3 separate regions of the Homo sapiens genome follow, and all the other regions are linked to region 1. The links are chromatin contacts, found by Hi-C or POLR2A ChIA-PET in ENCODE. All regions are on one chromosome and are shown on one strand. The core of a region is the stretch at or near the end of the contact, and the rest is flanking DNA. Distances in the headings are between cores, read along the strand shown. Region 1 overlaps AGO3 (argonaute RISC catalytic component 3). Region 2 holds the start of COL8A2 (collagen type VIII alpha 2 chain). Region 3 holds the start of TEKT2 (tektin 2).

Region 1 (2,894 bases), core at 138-2,637:
GGAGGCTGAAGCAGGAGAATGGTGTGAACCTGGGAGGCAGAGCTTGCAGTGAGCCAAGATCGTGCCACTGCACTCCAGCCTGGGTGACAAAGCAAGACTCCGTCTCAAAAAAAAAAAAAAAAAAAAAAAAGAATTTTAGTATTGCTAGTCATAATTCTTTGACTTTTCCTCCTATTTCCCACCTCTTTTAGGTGGAGGTTCCAGTTTACTAAATGGAAACATTTCTTCTGAGAGGATCTGTTCCCTGGATCTACTTAAAAAGCTCAGGGTTAAATGAGAAGGACCTAACCCTTCTCATATAGCCCACCAAGGCTTGTATCAAGAACATTAGATTACTTCCATGATTGCTTTTAATTCTGACAGTCCATGAAATGGTCATAAGGTATGGGTTGATAAGGACATGGTTCTCTAGTATTACAGTTCACCCTAATATGTTTTAAATTCTCATTTCTAAGGTTAAGTACTAACCAATCTGCTAATTTCCTCTTGTCTATCTGGTGCAGATCTTGCTGTTGCCTTGATCATAGTGGAAGTCTGATTGTCTGTTAGCTTCTTGATACATCGTTGCCCTGCCACAATATTACAGACCTACAAATGGAAAAAAGTTTTGTACTACATGTATATATCTTTTTTTTTTAGCTCTTACTTAGTGCCAATTACATGTAAATAAAAATTTAAAATCAACTTCATTAAACCACTTATTTTCAATATGTTAAGTAAAAAAGTAGTAAACAAGACAGCTCTACAGTAATTAAGTATAATTAAGTAAAATGTACACCAGATGAAGACTGAAAGAAGTATAGTATACCAAAATGTTAACAGTGGTTACATTAGAGTGGTAGGATTATGGATGAACTTGTTTCGTGTTATTTCATTACAGAAAATTTAGAATAAATTAAAACTTAAAAACAGTTCATATTCCAAAATAAATGTTCTGTATGAGGTAAGTTATCGGCCATAAAAGACCCCAAAAGAATCATGAACAACAGGGTATTAATTAGCAGTGTGAAGGCATTACTTCTAGTGGCAGGTAGGTGTGTTTCTGTTCCTGCCCGACTTGCAGACAGGGAAGGTGCGGGTACTTCAGCTGAAGAGTATACTTTTCTCTGAAATACTGCGCTACTGTTCTCTCCACAGTTTGGCCGTTTTCTAACTGTAAAGGAAAGCTGAGGAAAAAAAAGTACACATGAACAATTCTTGCCCATTATGAGCCAGAAAAACTCCCAACCCCACTAACTAGAGCAAGCTGCCTCACACCATCGCTGCTCTGACAAACTTTTCTTACGTTTGATGACTGGCAGGCCTCCTTGTTACATTACAAACACGGTATTTCCGTCTCATTGTTCCACAATGAGTCACTTCAACCTTCAAACCTGTTCCCAACAAGAAAAATGGAGGTTACAGAACTGTCACATGTAAAATATTTATACTTATAAAGCCTGTTCATTACCATAAAAACTCAATTCTGAACAGACAAAAAATTCTGTGATACAGGCAAGATGATATAAACACCAGATTTTACATATAACATTGCTAATAATGGTCACAGTCATGACAGACCTAATGGCAAAATTTTTCCTTACCCCATCAAGCTCTACACATTAAAAAATAAAATCATAAAATTTGCAAAGCCCATAGATCAAGGGCCAAAATCTTCCATTAATAAAAAATCCTGTTTATAATAAATTCAGGTATTTATGCTGGGAGAGGGAAGGAGGAATGAAAGAGGAGATCCAATAATTCTCAAGGTATTCCATAATTTCAAATTATGTGATATTTACCTAGCCCAGTCATCACATACTGCTTGAAGATCAGAATTTTGTAAAGCTCAAGAAAGAAGTCCTTTAAAGATTTATAAAGCAGGAGAAAAAAATTCCAGGCATTTTTAACAGAAGCAAAGTGACACTTTTATAGAGGTATAATATAGTGACACAGCTCTTTTCCAATACTATTAAAAATCAAATGTAACCAAAATAATTCCTAAAGTAGGTGATCCCTACCCTCTTATGGAGTCAAGATCCCTTTGAGAATCTGATGTAAGCAATAAACTCTCAGCAAAATGCACATATACATAATTTAGCACATGATTTTAGGAGTTCTTGGATCCCTGCCGTCCATCTGTGGACTCTAGGGGTTCAAGGATCCCAGGCCTGCTCTAGAATGTGAAGAAATGGGCTTTAAGCTGTTGGCTGAAGTTCTTCGAGATGAATTTTCTGAAGCAGTGCTGTCAAAGAGAATTTTCTTGAGGTGATGGAATGTTCTACATTTATGCTAATATGGTAATCACTAATAACATGTTACTAAGCATAAGAAATGTAGCTGGTGTACCTAAGAAACTGAAAATTTAATTTTATTTAGGTTTTTTTTTTTTAGTTTTTTGCTCTTGTTGCCCAGGTCAGAGTGCAATGATGCAATCTTGGCTCACTGCAACCTCTGTCTCCAGGGTTAATGTGATTCTCCTGCCTCAGCCTCCCAAGTAGCTGGGATTACAGTACCCGCCACTATGCCCAGTTAATTTTTATATTTTTAGTAGAGATGGGGTTTCGCCATGTTGGCCAGGCTGGTCTTGAACTCCAGACCTCAGGTGAACCACCCACCTTGGCCTCCCAAAGTGTTGAGATTACAGGCGTGAGCCACCACGCCCGGCCTTTATTTTAATTAATTTAAATTTAAGTAGCTACATGTGGTTAGTGCAGTCTTAGCCTAGAGAAGAGTTAACAGGTACACAGAGGTCACAGATAAGCAACTCCTTTCTAAAGTTTGGCCTAGACTCCAAGGGATAAAGTCCAAAATGGGGTAGATGGAGAACAACTTTTAGTTCCCTGATAATACTTATGGTTATTACTCTTTGTCATATTTCTCTTTCATATTTGTGATTCCTATACTGCAGTGGT
Region 2 (2,894 bases), core at 275-2,774, 120 kb before region 1:
TGCTGACCCCCCACCCATGCGCGCACACACACACTTGCACACCCAAGCACACATACCTCCACATATGCCCACACCCACCTACACGCATGCACACACACACCCAGGCACGCACACACACACACATGCACACACACACACACACACCCACCTACACGTACACACACAGGCACGCGCACACACACATGCACGCACACACACGCCCACACCCACCTACATGCACACACAGACACCCACACTCACCTACATGCACACACGCACACAGACACACACACACACACACCCCAAAATCCTTTCCTGACCTCATCTCCCCTTCCCTCTGCACTTGCTGCCTCCTCCTTTCTCCCCTGCTGCCTGGCTACTGCCCCTACCCCCACCCCAACCTCCAACCCTTAATTGCTGTCCCTAAGAATGTCCTTCTGTGACAGCCCATCCCGTGGGCCTCCCTGGCCTTCTAGAAGCACTCTGCCTTTGCCTTCTGGGACACTGCTCTCCCGGTCCCTGCCATCTTCTCAGTCTCCTTTGCCGACCCCTCTCCCTGGGCAGCCCCGTGAATGCTGATGAGTGTCCTGCCCGCGCCCTGCCCGCCTCCCTGGGCCCGCTCCTTATTCTATGGCATCAGTCGCCATCTGCAAACCGTGGATTCCTCCTCGCTATCCCAGAACTCTCACCTCCCTTCCGGATCCATGGAAGTCCCACAGGCTCATCCAATTCATTACATCCGTCCTCCTTCTTCTCCTAGACCCTGCCGCCCCCAGGCCTAGCCCAAAGCCTGCGCACTGTCCTTGACACTGCTTCTTCCTAGGCCCCTCGCCCAAACTCTGCCTAGTTCGCCTCCTCACTCCCCTCACACTGGGCCCTCCCTTTCCTTCCCCCTCACTGTGCACCTCATGGGACCATGCCAGGGTATTCCCGCAGCCTCCTCGGTGGCCTGCCTCTATCTTCCTCCACACAGCTTCGGGAGGCTCTTTCCAAAGCACACATCTGACCACGTGACTGCCCTGCTCCAGAGCCTTCCGTGACTCCCCATTTCCGAGGGACGAGGTCTGGCCTGCTCCCGCCTGCCTCTGTGACCCCGGCTCAATGCCCTAAAGCCTGAATGTGCGGGTCACGACTGGCCCCTGTGAGTCCTCCGGGCTCAGCCTACCGAGGTCACGTCTGCAGGCAGCCTTCTGGGGACTCCTCACTGGGGGCCACCAGCCCGAGCTGCCCCTTCCCTGCAGGACCACGCCTGGCCGTCCTTCTCAGCAGCCGCGTCCGTCCCCACAGGCAGGTGGCCCCTCGAGGGCAGGGGCTGCGCGGACTCCCCGGCGGCCGAGCCGCGGGTCAGGTGGACGGGGAGGGATGGGGGCGGGCCGCCCGGGAGCGCGTGTGTGGAGGGGGCTCGGCGTGGGTGTCGGGGAGGGAGGCAGCCGTCCGAGTCCGCGCTGGGCGCGCTGGGCCGGGCGGGGCGCGGGCCTTGGCCGTGGCTGTGGAAAGAGGAGGGCGGAGGCCCCGCCCCGACGCGCCCCTCCTGCCGCCCGCCCACTCCGGCAGCCGCGAGGGGCGGCCGGCAGAGCGACGCGGAACCCCGCCGGCGCGGACCCCGGACCCCAACGCCGCCCGCCCAGCCGCGGACGCCCCTGCCCGGAGCCCTCGCCGCCCGGGCCGCCCTCGAGGGCCGGGAGCGGCGCCCGGCGGCCGCGCCCGCAGGTAAAGGCCAGGAGGCGGGCACCGGGGCTCGGGCTGGGGGGCTCCGAGGGCAAGACCTGGGCTGGGCTTCCCCCAACACCATGCGGGATAGCAGGGCCGGCGCCTCGGACTCCGGGGTGGGGACGCGGTGGGGGACTCGGGCCAGGGGGTCGCCTTAGAATGGGGGAGCCCATCCCGTTCCCTGTGCCCCGTTCCCTCCCCGGCAGGATCCCAGTAAAGCCCCCTCCTCCCTTCCTCTCCCAGAAGCGAGGGCTCCAGCATAAGACAGTGCCGGGTGCAACCCCCGACGATGTGGCTCTGGGCGCGTCACCACCTCCCGATCTCCCGTCCCACCTGTAAAGTGGGGATAAAAAAGCCGCCTTCACAGGGTAGTGGAGGAGAGAGGAGGGAGTGAGGGGCCTTAGCATCCCCCCGCTCTCACTCCTGCCCCCATCTCTCTGCCATTGCTGATTTGCTGGAGACCTTCCAGTTATAAGGTTTTTCTGCCTTAGCCCCCAGGTTCCTCCTATTCTAGGTGCCCTGTCAGTCCCCTCGCCCCAAACTGAAGACAAGTTCCCAGGAATGTTCCTGTCAGGGGCTCAGCATCCCCCCAGCTCCAGACTGAGACTTGCAGGGGGTGAGGGGCCGCTGCCTGGCCAAGAGGGACTGGGGTCCCAGGGCCCCAGAACAACCTCCCAGTGTCTCTGCCCTGGGTCTGGAGCCACCCTAGCCCCGGAAATCCTCCAGGTAGAGAAATGCTATTCAGCCAGAGGGCCCAGGAACGCTATTGCCACGGGGAAAACTTTGCTGGTTGTATGTGTGCACGCACGTGTGTGTGCCTGTGTGAGACCATGCTGGGTTCCTGACACAGACGTGCGGCTGACCTCCTTAGGGGTGCCGGAGCAACCAGAAATCATCCCTCCTGTCTGCTATCAGTACCTCTTGCTCAGGCTGGCAGCAGGGGCTCATCCACTCCTCTTAGCAGAGTCCCCTTGGCAAGGACAGCCTCCCAGCAGCTGTACTGGGCATTTGAAAAATCTGGGGGCCGTGGAGCTGGATGGCTGGAGGGTCAGGCAGCCTGGGGTTCCTCTCTGGGGACTGAGCTAAGATCGACTGATCCTTACTGCCCCAAGCAGAGGGGGCCGCAGGGCAGGAGTTGGTGATCTCTGGAGAGACACCATGGTTGGTGGTCTCCATCAGGGCACAGGTGCTGTCACTGGCTTCCC
Region 3 (2,894 bases), core at 241-2,740, 75 kb before region 1:
ACGATCACACCACTGCACTCCAGCCTGGGCAACAGATCCAGATGCTGTCTCAAAAAAAAAAAAAAAAAAAAAAAAAGAAAAGAAAGAAAGAAAAAAAAAGAAAAGAAAAGAGTGGGCGGGGGTGCTGGTGGGGCCATCCATGGGGAAGTAGCGCTTGTCCCCACTTTAGCAGGGGGCCAGTGACTCGGATGGACATGCCACTCATGACCCCCCATCAAGGGCTTCTCAACCTAGCTGTGGGGAAGGAGGGGAGGTTTCGGCAGCAGCCCCCGGGCACCCAGTCCTGGATCCCTGCCTGTGTCAGGGCATCGATCTCGGCATCTAAATCTGTCAGACACTTGTCCAGCATCTCCTTCCACCGGTTGACAGTATCAATCCTCTCCACCAGTCGAGTCCTGTTGTCATGTTCATCCCAAATGGTCTGAGAGAGACAGAGCCAGATAGAGAGGGTGTCAAGGGGTTGGGGGCTATCCCTTTGCCCACCCAGCTGAGTTCCCATCCCCAACCTGGTTGTTGGTCTCGTTGCGGAGCACCCGGGCCTCCTGGCGGATCTGATGGGAAGCATCTCGCTGCAGCTGGGCATTGGTGGATAGCAGGTAGCTGTTAGTGTGCCAGTCGGGCAGCTGGAAGCGCCGACTTGGCTTGACGCTCAGCGTGGCCATGGCACAGAAACCAGAAGGGTCAGAAACCCCTAGGCCTGTTCACAGACACCACCTGCAGAGGGAAAACACTGCTGCGGGAGACCTTTCCGGAGACCTCCTGGATCACACGCCCCCTGCGCAGGACTTGTTCCTGTCCATTTTGCTCTGAGCCCTGTCCTGCTGGAAGCCTGCTTGGAGACAGCCCTTGCTTTACTCAACTTTGTGTGAGGTATTAACTAAGTTTCCCTCCCTCCCGTCCCCAGGCGGACACAAACCCCTGGACCTTGCAGGTCCTGGAGCAGGTAAAAAGGAATAATGGAGTCCCGGAAGCCTCGAAGTGTGTGTGAAGTGCCAAATGCCTGGGGGGTAGGCGGATGGCAGAAAAAAATTGCCCTTAATGCATTTTCCACACCTGCCCCCAGCCAACCATGCCTTGTTGATCTTCCTTTCCTTTCTTCCCCAGGCTGCGGGCCAGTCCCCGTGGGGGATCTAAGGGCAGGAGCCCTGTTCTGTCTCCAGGGACGCGTGCCTGTTGGCACTGGGGAGCTGGGGGGCGGCCCCCGGGGCGGCCCCCTCCCCGTCTGGTAGCCGCCACGCCCTCCCGCCCCTCCGCCCTCGCCTACTGTTGGAGGGGAAGGCCGGACAGGGAGAGCCCCGTGGGAAGAGCTGGGGTCAGTCCGGTTCCCCGTCAAACCCCTTTCTTCCCCTCCGCAGGATGATCGCCTTTGGTTTAGATCAGTACCCCGGTCCAGCGCGGAGGAAGGGGGCGCCCCCGCTTCCCTAGCTCCCTTACCTCCTTTCCCGCTTCGCTCTCCGCGCCCCCCGCTCTGAGCTCCAGTGTTTGGCACCACCGGTTGCTAGGCAACCACCCCTCCCCTACCCCCCCAACCCCCCGCGGCCAACGCGGCCTGGGCGCTTCGCTTGGCAACCGCGGCGGCGTCGGGCGGCGTCCCCGGAGGCCTTTAGGGTAGGCGAGGGGCGGCCGGCCGAGCCTGGGAGAGGTGGGGGGCATCAGGGCAGCGCTTTCACTTGATTTACAAATTAAATGAACATTTGTTGTCTTTTCAGACAGGATCTCGCTCTGTCGCCCAGGCTGGAGTGCTGTGGCTCAGTCTCGGCTCACTGCAGCCTGAACCTCCCCGACTGAAGCGATTCTCCCACTTCAGCCTCCCGAGTTAGCTGGGACCACAGGCGCGTGCCACCACACCTGGCTAAATTAAAAAAAAAATTTTTAGTAGAGACAGGGTTTCACCATTTTGCCCGGGCTGGTCTCAAACTCCTGGCCTCAGGCGATCCACCCATCACAACCTCCCAAAATGCTGGGATTACAGATGTGTCACTGCCCCGGCCTAAACAATTTTATTTTGATAAAGGTATGCATAGACATGATAGAAAATACGAAACCAAGTGCAGTGGCTCACGCTTGTAATCCCAGCTACTCCAGAGACCCAGGCGGGAGGAGCGCTTGAGGCTAGGATTTCGAGGTCAGCCTCAGAAACATAGTAGTTGCCAGCAAACGAACAGTACATAGAAAAAGTAGGCTGGGCGCAGCGACTCAGGCCTGAGATCCCAGCACTCTGGGAGGCCGAGACCAGGTGGATCGCTTGAGTCCAGGAGTTGGAGACCAGCCTGGGCAACATGGCGAAACCCCATCTCTACAAAAAATACAAAATTTGGCCAGGCAAGGTGGCTCACGCCTGTAATACCAACACTTTGGGAGGCTGAGGCAGGTGGATCACCTGAGGTCAAGAGTTGGAGACCAGCCTGGCCAACGTGGTAAAACGCTGTTTCTACTAAAAACACAAAAATTAGCCAGGTGTGGTGGCAGGTGCCTGTAATCCCAGCTACTTGGGAGGCTAAGGCAGGAGAATCACTTGAGCCTGGAGGCAGAGGTTGCAGTGAGCTGAGGTGGTGCCACTGCACTCCAGCCTGGGTGACAGAGTGAGACTCCATCTCAAAAAATAGATTAATTAATTAAAATTAAAATCAGGTGCACTCCCCAGCAGGTCCCCTCCAGCAATGGATGGATAGTTAATGTTGTTTACAACATTTCTTCTATTCTGTCTTGCCCAACAACTTTGCCCATCTTGAAGGTCATACAAGGAATGATAAAGGGATGATAATCATGTTTGGAGAGGGCACAACCCTGAGAGAGGTAACTGGGGTATGAGAAGCAATGCTCTGGTGGCACACGCCTATAATCCCAGCTACTCGGGAGGCTGAGGCAGGAGAATTACTTGACCCTGGGAGGCG

What was found. A loop is a pair of places that touch in the nucleus more often than their neighbours do. ChIA-PET counts read pairs that join two places held with the same protein, here RNA polymerase II (POLR2A).
Region 2: POLR2A ChIA-PET joins it to region 1 with 11 read pairs in common myeloid progenitor, CD34-positive. The contact joins the promoter of COL8A2 here to the enhancer-like site in region 1. POLR2A ChIA-PET finds 5 or more read pairs at or near these places in 4 of 52 experiments (OCI-LY7, WTC11, activated T-cell and 1 more).
Region 3: a map of CD4-positive, alpha-beta T cell shows a loop between it and region 1 (2.1-fold over the local background). The contact joins the promoter of TEKT2 here to the enhancer-like site in region 1. A Hi-C loop is called at or near these places in 1 of 168 maps with a recorded cell type or tissue (CD4-positive, alpha-beta T cell). POLR2A ChIA-PET finds 5 or more read pairs at or near these places in 3 of 52 experiments (A673, WTC11 and common myeloid progenitor, CD34-positive).

The regions. Positions count from the first base shown.
Region 1 is chr1:36,007,169-36,010,062 of GRCh38, reverse strand. It overlaps AGO3 (argonaute RISC catalytic component 3), which reads right to left. Exons shown (of 19, transcript NM_024852.4): 7 at 1,286-1,373; 8 at 1,019-1,166; 9 at 469-588. It overlaps LOC105378647 (a long non-coding RNA gene), which reads left to right. Exons shown (of 3, transcript XR_001737972.2): 3 at 192-684. Among named protein-coding and RNA genes, the nearest start is that of TEKT2, 75 kb to the left of the region's middle. RefSeq lists an enhancer at 1,085-1,586. Within about 2 kb of position 1,387, at least 5 of the 41 ENCODE cell types and tissues checked have a DNase peak (open chromatin) inside an H3K27ac peak, as active enhancers do.
Region 2 is chr1:36,123,852-36,126,745 of GRCh38, reverse strand. COL8A2 (collagen type VIII alpha 2 chain) reads left to right here and starts at 1,524. Exons shown (of 4, transcript NM_005202.4): 1 at 1,524-1,689.
Region 3 is chr1:36,082,690-36,085,583 of GRCh38, reverse strand. TEKT2 (tektin 2) reads right to left here and starts at 1,490. Exons shown (of 10, transcript NM_014466.3): 1 at 1,435-1,490; 2 at 507-714; 3 at 296-421. The coding sequence starts at 662. RefSeq lists an enhancer at 122-920.